2 separate regions of the Mus musculus genome follow, and region 2 is linked to region 1. The links are chromatin loops, found by intact Hi-C in ENCODE. Cell type or tissue: heart. All regions are shown on one strand. Each heading gives the region's core, and the rest is flanking DNA. Links, peaks and the distances in the headings are about the cores only. Region 1 holds the start of C1qtnf6 (C1q and tumor necrosis factor related protein 6). Region 2 has its middle 7.4 kb from the start of Mir7676-2.

Region 1 (7,158 bases), core at 2,679-5,178:
TGTGTGTGTGTGTGTGTGTGTGTGTGTGTGTGTGCCCACATGTATCTGAAAACCTTGACCTTTGCAGGGCAGGGATGATACAGCTGTGTCTCCAGGGCCCCGGCAGCGCAGCTCTGGACCTTCCTGTGAGTCTCTGGGATGAATACGTGAAAGAGTTAGGCCCTTGGGGTCAGACTCATGCTGTGATGAGCCGGCAGTAGAGCAGGGATTGGAAATAAGTCAGGGTGTGCTGGGCAGGAAGGGGAAACTGGAGGAGCTGGTTTTGGGTTTGGCAATTAGAATCTGTGATTTAGTCCTGAGCAGAGACAGAAAGGCAGTGACAGCCAAGCCTGCCTCAGTCCTCTTCAGCTATGGAAGCTGCTGACTTACCTTGATCTTGTCGCTCAGGGGCGGTTGCCAGGCAACGGCCCATGGCCACAAGCTTGTGGCTCAGGACTTTGTGCATTGGTAACAGTATGATGGGAGAAGAGCTCGGAGCCTTCAGGGTCTGAGGCTGGGGAGGACAAGGCTAAGGGTCGTTGGGATCCTCTTTATCTGAAGATGATGTGGGCCACTGTTCCAGAGGGAGCTGACAGCTGGGCTCCATGGAACCCCATGTAGAAAAGTTGTAGATCCCATCTTGAGTAGTAGACCCCAGGCTGTCCTGGAGATGAGCAAGGGGTGGTCTCAACAGAGTCAGGGGACTGCCTGTCACTGACAACCCTCAGGCCCTTGGGGAGTTCACTGTAAAGCTGTGGGAGGACACATCTCTGAAAGTCATGAGAGGGGTTGGAGAGATGGCTCAGAGGCTAGAAGCGTACTTGCTTCTTTTGCAGAGGATTGGAGCATGTGACTGGCAATTTACATCACCTGTGAGCAGTCCCAGGGATGGATCCCCTCTTCTGGCCTCCAAGGGTCCTGGGAGGGAACTGACTGCGAGTTGCCCTAAGACCTCCACATGTCAGCCATAGTGTACACACACGCACACACACACACACACACACACACACACACACACACACACACAGAGAGAGAGAGAGAGAGAGAGAGAGAGAGAGAGAGAGAGAGAGAGAGAGAGAGAGAAATAAAAATAAATCTTAAATATATATACATAAAATGAGACCCAAAGTTAGGTGTCTCAGGCCTTAGACTCCATTTTACTGTGAATCTGCTGTGTGACATTTTTTACTTCTCTGGGCATAGTTCACTTAGCTAGCAGAGACTTTTCTGAGGCCTAGCTGTGTGATAGCACCCTCCCTCATACTGGGTTGTCCTAGAGACAAAGTGATTGGGTAGGTCAGGGCATGGCTCCTGCATCTGGACGTTCCCAGGTCAGCCCCTTGTGCATTGCTCCTTTTTGGACACAGTGCGAAAGGTGAGTATATACCTGTACTGGGAGAACGTAGTGGGTGTGCACAGAGGCAGGTGCTGGTGCCTGAGTGTGCCAGGGTTGGTGTGTGCTGACACTCTACAGTTAAGACACTGCAGCCAGGAAGGTCATGGGAGGCTAAAGTCCCATGCTGAGGCACAGGCTGTAAAGTCACGGTGCCCTGGAGAGTTAGCGCCTGTGAGGGGCTGGATTGCGTTCCCCCCAGTTCCTGTATTGAAATCTTAACCTGTTTCTCTTTCTTTTGGAAACAAGGTCATTGCAGATATAAGTAGGGAAGGAAGTCCACATTCATATAGGGTAGACTCACTACAGTGTGTGTCCCCAGGAAAAGAGATTTGGACAGATACAAACAAGAGCAACATAGAGGTAAGGACAAGGTGGTGGGGTGGCACACACCTGTGATTCCAGGACTACCTGTACTCAAGGCCAGTTTGTACTATGTAGTGAGACCCTGCCTTAAAAACCCAGTATTCCCCTCCCCCCAACAAAGACCAAGCTGATGATTCTTCCTCCAAGCCCAGGGATGCTGAGGGTGCTGGTAACCTTCCAAATGACAGAGGGAGCCTTAAAACAGACCCATGGTGCTCAGAAAAGCTACAAGGGAGATGCCTTGCTCCTGGAGTTTGGACTCCAGCATGGTCACAATAAATTCACGTGCGTGCTTGGGTGTGTGTCTGTGTGTAGTGGGTATTTGTGTATCAGTGTGTGTGTCAGTGTGTGTGGTATGTGTGTGTCAATGTGTGTATGTCTATGTCTCTCTGTGTGGTATGTGTGTCTGTATGTGTGGCTTGTGTCCATCCATGTGTGTATCAGTGTGTGTGTGTCAGTGTGTGTGGTGTGTGTGTGCATGTGTGTGTGTATGTGTGTGCTAAGGCATGCATATATGCAGGCCTGTGTTGGGTGTCTTCCCCAATCTCTCTCAGTTTATCTTTCAGACAGGATCTCTCACTAAGCCCAATGCCAGACTAGAGATACAGGTGACCATGAGCTGCTTTTTAATGTAGGCTACTGGGCATCCGAACTCAGGGCCTCACTCTTGCAAGGCAAGCAGGCACTTTCCCAACTAAGTCATCTCTCCAGCCCTTGTTTTCTCTTTCATGGCAGAGTCTTACTCTGTAGACTGGCCTCCCAAGTGCCACTCCCCCACCCCCAACCCCCCACCCCCGGCATGAACCACTGCTCCTGGCGACACAATAATCTTTGTTTCTGAAGCTCTGGCTGTGTCTCTCACTAAGACCACTGCCTACATGCCATAGGGTGTTAGTGGCTCCTCCGGCTCGGTTCCCGAGATCTGACCGACCAACCTGCTCATCCGTCATGCAACACATGGTGAATGGGTGCCATTAGCTGCCAAAGGCTGAACCCAGAGGCCAGATGGCTTCTCTAGGAGCCAAGGAAGGGACGGCAGAATGTCACTCTGTAGACACTATAGACTCAGACTCCTTATGGTTTAGTCCCAACCCATCCGTTTACTAACCTCCTGACTTTGAGTCCATAGATCAACCTCTCCCTGCCTTGGCTTCTTCCTCACTGGGTCAAGGAAGTGCTCAGGTTGTAAGTGAGCCAACGTTTGCTGCCCACAGGTGCTGCTTAAGCATTTTTAGAAGTGTCTACAGGACAGACGTGTAAGACCTCCTGGGGTAATCTGGGCTGTTACAGTCGTTGCCCAATATCAGGACCAGAAAGACAACTAAGAACAAGAAAGATGACTAAGAACATTATTTTCCCAGCTCTGGTTTAGGGCCATCCTCCTGCCTCAGCCTCCTCCTAGGTGGATAGGGTGATGCTGGGGGGTTGGGTGCTCTGAGATTACCAGTGTCAGCTCCTTCAATGCCCCTGGAAGTATATACAGTCAGACCACATGGCCTCAGTTGCTTCCTGGAGGCCTAAGGTCCCAAGCCCTGCAGCCCTGGACAGGCACTTCAGGGCACTGTACAGTGTGGGTGAATCTGGAGTATGTACACACATACAGACAGCTTCCCATTCTCACTCATTCCAAGGAGTGCCCAGCCACACCTCATGCCCCATAGGGACCCAGAGACCTGGGATCCCGGCCACATCCTTTGTTACCATCCTGTTTCAGGTGAGGAGACTAAGACCTGGGGTGGAAGCAGGAGGCTTCAAAGCTTTACAGAGAAGGGACAGAATGTCCTCTTTCAGTCGGACTTTCTGCTTTAATGATCAGGAAATGTGTCAATATTTGCTCATGGGAACTGCCGCTCCGCCGCCCTCGGTCAACACTTGCAGAGCCTGCTTGGTTTCTCCATCTGTGAGGCTATGGTTATGTCTGAGTTCTGTCTACTCTCTAAAAGGGAGTTCTCTGTAGGCTCTGGCTGTAACAAATGGACAAACACGACCTGACTTATGTGTGGGCAGTGGCACGGGTGTTCTTGGCCACACGCAATCAGGGGAACCCCAGATCATTCACTTCCTAGCTCAGAGTGCCCATGAGCCAACCTCAGGTCCTGGTGGAGCCTCGGTTTTCTCATTCCTGAAGTGCACTTCACAACTCCATCAGACAGCAAGGTGATACAATGACTCCCATTCAGGTCAACCCAGTTCTTTCTGTGTCCGCCAGGGGGCGCCGCTGGACCTCAGAGCACCAGCTCCTCCTCTTTGCTCAGATTCGGCTTTATTCGGCCACAATCGGAACTACCCGGCTGGACCCGACTGTTCTTTAAGGCTCGGAAAAAATCGTCTCCATTCGGTTCTTCTCGGCCGTACTCGGCTGGATTCAATTCTGTTCGGTTTGCTCGGCTGGAATAGATTCTAGCGCTTTTCGGATATGCTCGGCTCCTCCCCTTACTAGGCTTCCACGGTTTGGGCCCTGGAACTCTGCCTACTTTCTGGGGTGCTGAGGATTGGAGGAATACACTCTGCTCCCCAGCCAGGCTTGGACTGCCTGCTGAGGTACTGGTGCTGGGTGCTGGGGCGCGCGCTGACTCCCTCCAGGAGATGGCGACCTCCTACCTATCTGTTTAGACCTTAACTCGGTAATGACCTTGAACTCCAACTGTGATTTACCATTCACAGTTTACACAGGGCTGCCTTCTGGCGTCAGTAAGTCATTGTCCTGCCTCCTGGGAGAAAGGGCAGGAATGAGCAGAGAAACAAACACTTATATTGTAGGACTCTGGCCTTAGACCTGGTTCTGGCTTTTTGTGTCCGGGTATACATTTACTGGCAAAGGCTGTGAAAGAGTATAAGAAGGTATCCACTGGTGGGTGTGCGGAGAAAAGTGGGTGCACACCTCTGCATACTGGGCTTAACCAAAGTAGCAAGATACCCTTTGGTTGGCTGTTCCCAGACACTCATACAATCCTGGACTCTTCAAGATCGTTCGGCCCAGGGTTATTAAGACCCAGAGAAATGTCAAGCACACCTTTAATCCCACCACTGGGGAAGCCGAGGTGGTCAGAACTCTATGAGTTCATGGCCAGCCTGGTCTAGAGAGTGAGTTCCAGGACAGCCAGGACTACACAGAGAAACCTTCATATCAGCCCCGCCCCTGCTTCCCCTCCAAAGACTCGGGGAATTAGGGACTTACCCAATGTCATGAAGTTAGAAAGAAGACATGGGACAGAGCCATAGTCTGTCTGTTACTCCAGAGCTGGACTTCATGTCTCAAGTCTACCTGATGTGCCTGGACGCCCTCGTGTCTGAGGTCAGTAGCCGGCAGCCTCTGGTTTGCTAGGGCCGGATGAGCAGCCTTGTCCCTGTATAGTTCGGTGCGGAGTGTAGTGGGGTGCACAGTGCTAGGCACACAGCCTTCTGCACTACTGTGCCCTTCGCCTGCTTCTCCCTGACCGTCCATCTTTTCTTTCATCCATCTTCCCGGCCTTCTTCCCAGAGATCTGAGACTGCCTGGTGCTGTTCCCACCCCCGGGGCCGCTGACTCAGCCCTTTGCTCTGGTGGCTGCAGCTTGAAGCGGGTAGCCTCTCTGCAGGTCTGGCTCTGTGCCTCAAGAATGCTGCTCCGGCAGGGCCACACAGAGCCATGCCAGTGTGAGCTTTGTGGTGGCCCTTATAGGGCTATCATCCCCCTCTCTGCTTTCTTCTGCCAATGTATTCCTGACTGGACCTGAGAACTCCAAGTCATTTTGGGAGGCAGCACCAGACTAGAAGAATCTGGCGTCCTCTCAACTTGGATTTCGCTCTGCTATGTGACCTTGTACCAAAGGCTTGATCTCCCTGGGCCACAATGTCCCTGATTAAGGGATGGGATTAGATCATCTCTGAGGCTCGTTCCAGGCCTAGTCTTGCTGTTGGATTGTCTGCCTAAATGCCCAGGAAGCCTGAACCCAGAGACAGCCCTGTCAAGGACCCTAAGAAATAGGGCTGGTATACTTTTTTATTTTTTATTGAAGTCCCAGACCTAAATCTATCCCCTAAGCAGTGGGCTAGAGAGTAATACCACTGCCAAGACCCTCTAGCTGCTAACCTGGAGAGAGGCTGGAGGTGGGGCTAGGAATAATAAATCTAAATACTTTTGAGGACCAAGGTTCCCCAGAGAGGTGAAACCTAGCTCAGGCAAGGAGGTATCCAGCAAAACTGAAATAACAGGTCGCCAAGGGTGAGGGACATTTTACAGGAATTGCACAGGGTTTCCGACCTCCAGGAAACCAGGGCTAGGAGCCAGGGCGGTGGTCTTTGCTAAACATTCCCCAGTTTGCCCAGGAGGAAACTGAGGCAGGGTTTTGCCTAGTCCCAGGGCACACAGGCTGCCTCCCCCAGCTCCACCTTGAACATGTTGGGGGTTATACTTCTGTAAGGGAGCTGGCTTTAGGAGAGTCAGTGAAGGCAGGATTCCAGGTGGGGAAGAAGGAATAAGCCATCTTTGGTCCAGCATGAATGGTAGGGGCAGAATCCCTGAACACCTCCGGCAGGAGAGGCAATGCTCGACCATGTTGCTGGGTGTTAGGACCAGGATTTATACCTATGGAGGATGGGTACCAGTGGCTCATGCCACTCAGTCTCTGTAGCTCTTGGCAGATGGCTCTTGGGCTCAGACTAGATCCGGGCTGCCTCCCTTTTCCTGAGTAATGCAGAGCCCCGCCCCCTCTCGTGCAGCCTCCAATTTCCAGGCGGAGTCTTTCTAGGCTCTTGATGCTCGTCCTGTCTAACTCCCAGGGCATTTGACTCAAACAGGTCCCCAGCGCTGGGCCAGGGCCACAGATGCCCAAGGATGTTAAAGATCCAAGTCTCCCAGTACCTCCGAGGCAGAGCCCCAGGCTGGAGGGGCGGGAGCAGGAGGAGGGGACTGGGAAGCCAGCTCAGCGTGCTCCCTCCTCCCTCCCTCCCTCCCTCCATCCCTCCGCCCTCCTAGCTCAGTCGTAGGCCTAGGGGTCGGGCCTGCAACAAGTTATCATCACAGACATGGGCCAAGGAGCCAGAGGCCGTCCGGGGTCTGTGAGTTGAGCTTGAGGCCGCAGGATGAGGGTGAGTGGCTGGTGGCCTCTCTTCTTCTGACTGGGATGGGGGTTGGGGTCACAGTCTGAGATTCCTCTGTTCCCCTCTTTCTGGCAAGCACATAGCTCTTTCCCTCTCGCCTAGCCAGCTCATTTGGAAGATCTGCCACCCTGCACTGCTGGCCACCCTGCACTGCTTCTGGTGTTTACCTGCCCCTGCAGGGACTTCCTCACCACCCACCCACCCCCAGCCACTAAGCCCCGCCCATCTGGATGATAAGGTCGGTAGCCCAGCCTCCCACCAAGAGGCTCTGGCATTTTAGGTGAGGTGGTGGGGACCGGCAAGACCCCTCTATGGTTGGTGTGACCCCCACACTTGGT
Region 2 (7,158 bases), core at 2,884-5,383, 180 kb after region 1:
ATCTTCTCCTTCATCCATTCCTATTATTCTTAGGTTTGGCCTTCTCATAGCATTCCAGACACCCTGTGTGTTTTGTGTGAGGAACTTTTTAGCATTCACACTTTCTCTGAATGATGCATCAACTTCTTTTCTTGTATCTTCTATGCCTGAGATTCTCTCTTCCGTCTCCTGTATTTTATTGATTATGCTTGTGCCTGTAGTTTCTGTTTGCTTACTTAGATTTTCTATCTTTTGTTTTCCCTTACTTTCTGTTTTCTTTATTGCTTCTATGTCCATATTCAGGTTTTGAACAGTTTATATTGATTTTCTTTACCTGTTTGTCTGTATTTTCCAGTATTTCTTTAAGGCATTTGATTGTTCAGGCCTTGGGCAATATTGTGCTATATTTCCCTGGCTGCTGTTGATTTTGTCCTGGTTCCTAGTTATCCGGGTTAAGGGTTATTATGGGTTTAGGTGCTGATTTCTGAGTTCATCTTTGTTAGATCGCTGAGTGTTTTTTGCTGATATTTCCTTGATTCTGTTTCTTCTCTGGTCTTCTGGCCCAGGTTGCCTGCAGTTCTGGTGACCAGCCAGAGTTCAGGTCCAGTAGGGCATCTCTACTGGGGTTTTTGTGACCTGGGTGACCTCTGGGATTTTGGGAACCAATATTGCCTCTGAGGTTCCTAGAACCAGCATGGCCTCTGAGAAAGCAGAGATCTACCAAAGTTGTGATGTCTAATATGATGTCTAATCTGGTGCCCAGGAAATGGGGTATAGTTTAAGGCTGTTGGGTATGTTTTAAGGGAGTTAGTGTGCAGAGGACCATGTCTAACCTGGGGTCCCTAATGCCCACATGGCTTCTGGGAAAGCTGCTAGAGTGGTGGGCAAGAATATAGAGAGTTGGGGATATAGGGTCCACTTTTAAGGGAGGTTGTGGACAGGGGATAGGGTGTTACCTCTGGACCCTGGTGCTTCCATGGCCTCCGAGAAAGCAGTCAGGAACTCAGCAGGTCTTCTGAAGAAAAACATTTAATTGGTGTCAGCTTACAGTTCATTATCATGTTGGGAAGCATGAAATGCAGGCAGACATAGTATTGGAGAGATAGCTAAGAGTTTTACATCTGAATTGATGGTCAGTAGGAAGAGAAAGGGACATTGGACCTGACCTGCGCATTTGGAACTCAAGGTTCATCCTCGGTGGCACACTTTCTCCAAAAAAGCCACACCTATTCCAACAAAGCCACACCTCCTAATAGTGCCACTCCCTGTGAAGCTATCAGGGTCATTTTCACTCAAACAATTACATTCCACCCCACTCTGCCCATAGTCTTGCAGTCATATCACAATGCAAAATCCATTGAGTCTTCCTTTGAAAGTTCCTGTAGTCTATCACAGCACCAGCACTGTTTTAAAGCCTAAAGTTCAAAGTCTCTTCTGAGACTCACCCAGTCTCTTAACTGTAGTCCCCCTGTAAAGTCAAAACGAAGAAGCAGGTCACATACTTCCAACAATTAATGGCGCAGGATATACATTACCATTCCCAAAGGGTATACATAGAGCATAGTGAGAAAATGCTGGACCAAAACAAGACTGACAGCCAGATGGACAAACTCCGAACTCTGCATCTTCATGTCAAAACACTCTTCAGATCTCCAGCTCCTTTCAGCCTTGCTGACTGTATCACACTTCCTTTTCTAGGGCTGATCCAACCCAGTGTTAGCAGCCTTCTTCAGCAGGGATGCCAAAGAGCCTTGGGCATCTTCAGCATCTCAGGGTCTCTAGGGCGATCCAGGCTTCATCTTCACAGATTCATGCAATGGCTTCTTTAGGCCTCCATTCAGTAAGTCTGGCTTCAGGGACTTTCTTTTGACATGGAGGGAGATTCTACAACTCCTTTCTTATATCCTTGTCTCTGAACTCATAACCACATAGCTGAAGCTGCCAAGTTCCATTACTCGCTGGGGCTGGAACATGGCCTCTTTATTAAAATACATTACCTTCTCTTTCAAATACATTTTCACCAGCTTTCTGGTTTCAATGGTTTTCTTCACTGCCTAAGCTTGGATGTCCTGGAAATTGCTCTGAAAACCAGGTTGGTCTTGAACTTTGAGATCTGCTTGTCTCTGCCTCCCCACTTCAGGTATTAAGGCATGTGCCAGGCCCTACGCTTTGCTTAAATACCTTTCCATGTGTTGGAAGCTTGGCAGGGCGGCATCTTACCTTGACATCAACCATTCCCTGTATTCCATCTAACATCAAGTATTTCTTTAATCTTTTTATGTCCTTGAACACAGGATTGAACTCCATTGAACTTCCTGGTGCTCCCTTTCGCAAACTACATTTTGTATTTTTCCTAGCTCAGCTTGTTCATTTTCATCATAGAACTGTGTAAGTCAGACCAGCAAGAGCCATATGACACAGCCCATGCTAGGCAGCTTCTCACTGTCCTCCGCCAAAGCTTTTAATGCATAACTCTTCAATTTAGCCTCAGGTTGGCTTTTTACATAATGGCAGAAAGCAGCCATGTTCTTAGCCAAAACATCACAAGAATTGTTTCTGGGCCCCATACTAATATCCCCCTCTGAATCCTCCCGAATTGTGTCCACACAGTTTAAATAACCCTTAGCACCATTGTGTTCCATGCTCCAGCTAGTATGACCCAGTAAACCTTGCTTGAATTGCCCAATTGCTCTTCTAGTTCAAAGCCCCAAAGGGTTCCATATTCCTCCAAACGAAAGCATTGTCTGGCCTGCCATGGCAGTTCCCCTGGCCCCGCTACCAACTTCCATCTTAGAGTCTTATTGCTGTGAAGAGAAACCATAATCACAGACACTGGGCCTGGCTTGAGCATTGAAGCCTAAATGCCCACCCCCAGTGAAACAGGTCCTTCAATAGGTCCATATCTCCTCTAGCAAAGCCACAGCACTTAATAATGCCACTCTTTATGAACCTATGGGGCCCATTTCCATTTAATCCACCACAGTCCTATTTCAGAAAAGAGTGATGATTCTCCTCTTCCTCCTTCTCCTCTCTGCCCTCCTCCTCCTCCTTCCTCTCCTCCTCCTCCTTGTTCTCCTCCTCCCTGTCCTCCTTCTCCTTCTCCTCCTTCTCCTCCTCCTCCTTCATTGTCTTTGTAGTCATCGGTCTTTGTCTTCTTCTACCTCCTCCTCTTCTTCCTCTTCTTCCTTCTATTTTTCCAGTGCCATCCAAAGATGATGACTGCATTTCTGCATTGCTGTACACTCTGGACCCTCTCACGTTCTATCTTGATCATTTGCACATTTTTCCTAAACATGGCTGCTCGGCGATGTCCATTACAACGGGAATGGCTTTCTTCCATCTTTGTCATTCAATCTTGTTTGCAGCTCCCGAGGCTTCCAGCTAGCTTGTCTTGTTTCTCTTACAACACTTGAATGAAATTGTTCATGAGCTTCTTTCAAGAGTCTTACTGAATTATTCATCCATGAGATTAAAACCACAAGGGGAAAAAAGCCCTGATATTGCTAGCAACACCATCAAAGCATGAGCCTAGCTGAGCCTTGATTTGTGCATCCTTGATTCCTATCAAAAGAATCCTTGAGATACCAAGCCTGAACCATACAGGTAAGCATCCCTCCCCCCACCCATCTTCCCTGCTTGCTGAGTCCTCTGGGCATGCCGAGCTGTCCTGAGCAGCCTGCTATCCCAGCGGGACCTCCATTCTCACCCACATCTCCTTCCACCTTCATCTGACCTGTTGAGCCTAAACCATACAGTTGATCTTCCCTTCCCCCTCACCCCTGCTTGCTGAGTCCTCTGGTCATGCCGAGCTGCCCTGAGCAGGAACTTCCTCTGTGCCCCTTAGAGCGTGCCATTGCGCCAGGGCAACTTCTTTCTCCTGTGTTGAAATTCCTTCAGAATTGACATCATAGTCATGAGCTCCACAATAATTGATTACTGTTCTGTCATTTCAATCACAAATATACTTTCTTTACAAATACACTTATACAAGAATGCTATCTATCCTATTGATAAGCACAGCAACACCTGAAAGTCAAGTAGCACGGAGCAGAAACCGTTCGCACTCAGGTAGATCTGTGTTAAAATGCCTCCCTGAACTTTCATTTCCTAGTTGGCTTGTGACCGACGGCTATGAAGGACGGCTATGACAACTACATGGAGGTGGGAATGAAGGAAAGGGGAGCTTTGACATATAATTGGCGAATCTCTTTTTACTATTTGTAGATTAGCTGAAATTTAAATTGTTTGTTAGAATTTTTATTGTTTTTGTTTATGAAATTAGTGAATCCAGGGCTGGAGAGATGGCTCAGAGGTTAAGAGCATCAACTGCACTCCAGAGGTCCTGAGTTCAATCCCTAGCAACCACATGGTAGCTCACAACCATCTGGTGCCCTCTTCTGGCGTTTCTGGAGACAGCAACAGTGTCCTCACATACATAAAATAAAGAAATCTGAAAAGAAAAGAAAAGAAGAGAAGAGAAGAGAAGAGAAGAGAAGAGAAGAGAAGAGAAGAGAAAAGAAATTAGTGAATCCAGAAGTTGCTCAATATATTCTGAACTGATTACTAAAGTATCAGAATAAGGAGATTTTGTACAGAGACTTAATCAGGTGGGTACTCAAAAGGCTGAGCAGGTGTAGACACCTGCCACGAAGCCCGATGCTGTGAGTTCAGTCTCTGGATCACACTTGTTGGGAGGATGGAAGTGGCTCCTCCAAGTTGTCTTCTGACCTCCACATGTGAACCGTGGCTGGTGTACACCCATAAACAAACATATATACACATTTAAATAAGGAAGGAATGAATAGGAAAATCTGATTAGGATAACCACTTCTCTTGCTTACTTCAATGCTACTGAACTCTTTCTGAACCACTCAATGATGTAGTCACACAGAACAATAGAAATATCATTTATAATCTGAAAACGAAATCTGTAAACAAATAAGGCCAGGCAAGCCCCTCATTACAAACTGACAAATGTTCAGTATGGCCTTATTGAAAGGGACCAATTAATCTAGCAAGGCCTTGTACACAGAGAACCTGGTATCAAATTCCATCAAATTGAACTGATGGCCCTGTGATTTCTCCCACAGGAGGAGTCCCTGTGTGGCGTGCTGCCAAGTCCTGTGGCATGAAATAAGGCCAAGGAGGTGAACAGCAAGAGATGGAATGTTCTGGAAGAAGACCAAGCTCCTGAAGGTGCTGAGACACCAGGGGGTTCCCAGGCTGGGGGGCTTCATCTTGCGATTTATAGCCCCACATACAGGTCTCAGCACAGTTGACACCTGCAGTAGTATTGACTAATACAGAGGAATGAGTGGGGAGGGGGGCTTCTGAGGCAAGGAGGTATGAGCCCACATGGGACTTCTCTTACAGAGTCACACAGGATAGACTGTCTTTCTCTGGTAATGCATTGTCATGAATGTGTGAAATGTTCGCTTGGGCAAAACATAGATAACAAAACAGGATGCCAGAGTTTACTGTTGGCTTGTCCCAGGAGTGCGTTCTACTTAGATACACCAACTTGCCGGACTCCCAGAGAGGTTAGGGATTAAGCATAAACCACATGGATTGTGTACCTTTTAGATATTTGGTACTCTTCTCGGTGAATAGGAGGAACACTCCCGACAGCCAGCTTTCTGTCTGTCTTTCAGGTTGCAGACACAGTGCAACAGTCAGACTTTGAGAGAAGCTGTTCTTTTCTTTTTTTTTTTTAAAGAATTATTTTATTTATGAGTACACTGTTGCTGTCTCCAAACACACCAGAAGAGGGCGTCAGATCCCACTACAGATGGTTGTGAACCACCATGTAGTTGCTGGGAGTTGAACTCAGAACCTTTGGAAGAGCAGTAAGTGCTCCTAACCTCTGAGCCATCTCTCCAGCCCTCCCAGTCCCTGAGAAGCTGTTCTTAGTGCCCAAGCATCCATGGGCAGAAAGGGTAGAGTCCCAGATCATGTCTCCACCCATGGCTTAGGGAAGAGGTTCAAAGGCCACGGTCCATGATCTTCTCCTCTTGGTCCTGACAATGAGCAAAGGATGAAAGTCAGCTTTTAGCAAAGCAGGAGCCCTGCTCACCGCTGAGACACCATGGCAAGGATGTGTTTATCCTTGGAGATTACAGTACCCAAAATAAAATGTAAACTATAGACATATTTTCTTTGCTTTGTACTTTTACATAGGTTATTTCTTCTGTTACAAAACAACTGTGGATGCAGCATTGGAAATGGAGGAAATCAATAGTAAGCCTGGAATGGGAAGGCCTGACTCTATCTGTAAGTGTGTATAACAGGAAGGTAGGAGTCCACACGATAAAAGACTAAATCTCCAACCATGGACACTATTGTCTTAGGAACCACAGATGTAGCATGCTGCGTGTCCTGCTCTGTGCCAATTCCAGTCAAGGTTCCCTGAAGGCATCTCTGCACTCTCGTGTCTACTGTAACAACAATCAATTCTATATGTCTTCATTATTCTTTCATACATGTACAAGATACAGTTTGGTTGTGTCCCCCGCCCCCCCCCCCATTGTCTCTCATTACCTTTCCAATACCTGCTAAACCTCCAGTTCTTCCTGGTGAGTAGCCCTCCTGTTTTCAAATCTTTGCTTTGTGGGTTTGAGGAACCGTGTTTAAATAGGGCTGCTTATGTGAGTGTGAGTGGAATTTCTTTGTGGGGACATGAAAACATCACTGCAGAAGAACATAGCATTGTTCCTCTTGGCAATTGCTGAGAGTTAAAGATTTATAGAAACGTGACAAGGGACGCCTTATCCTTATAACCGGAGTGTAATATGAGTGTAATGGCCATGTTATATCAAGAAGTCAGTGCTTCACAGCAGTTACTCCCATCACCCGGCCCTTGCACACACTCTCCTTCCCTCTTCCATGGAGTTTCCTTAGCCTTGGAGGGTAGATATCCCTGCTCTGCTTAGGGCTGGGCACACAATGGTTGCTTGTTCCAGCACTTTAATCAGGCATGAGTCTGTGCCTAAGTTTTTTCTGTTTGTCTCCTTTTTCCTTTCCCTGAAATTCAACAATCACCCATGTGAAGAGGAAGGGGAAGGCATGAGAAATGATCCTGCCCATCTCCAGGGTTCTCCTCACAGAGACATTTCAGAGTCTTTGGCATTGGTGGGACCACATGACCCAACATCAGATCCCTCCCATGTGACCCAGCGTGAG

What was found. A loop is a pair of places that touch in the nucleus more often than their neighbours do. Peaks named below come from ENCODE experiments on the same cell type or tissue, not always from the same donor. Only the 100,000 strongest peaks of a DNase experiment are listed, where the experiment ranks them.
Region 2: a loop joins it to region 1, with 2.2 times the contacts of the local background. A loop is called at or near these places in 17 of 42 quality-filtered maps.

Annotation. Positions count from the first base shown.
Region 1 is chr15:78,529,168-78,536,325 of GRCm38, reverse strand. C1qtnf6 (C1q and tumor necrosis factor related protein 6) reads left to right here and starts at 6,675. Exons shown (of 3, transcript NM_028331.5): 1 at 6,675-6,808. The coding sequence starts at 6,803. In heart, for the core only: a CTCF peak has its summit at 3,953 (motif pointing right); DNase peaks (open chromatin) are centred at 4,125 and 4,945; H3K4me3 peaks cover 998 bases; H3K27ac peaks cover 1,538 bases.
Region 2 is chr15:78,352,381-78,359,538 of GRCm38, reverse strand. No RefSeq gene overlaps it. Among named protein-coding and RNA genes, the nearest start is that of Mir7676-2, 7.4 kb to the right of the region's middle. In heart, for the core only: a CTCF peak has its summit at 4,370 (motif pointing left); no DNase peak of the experiment used is centred there; H3K27me3 peaks cover 664 bases.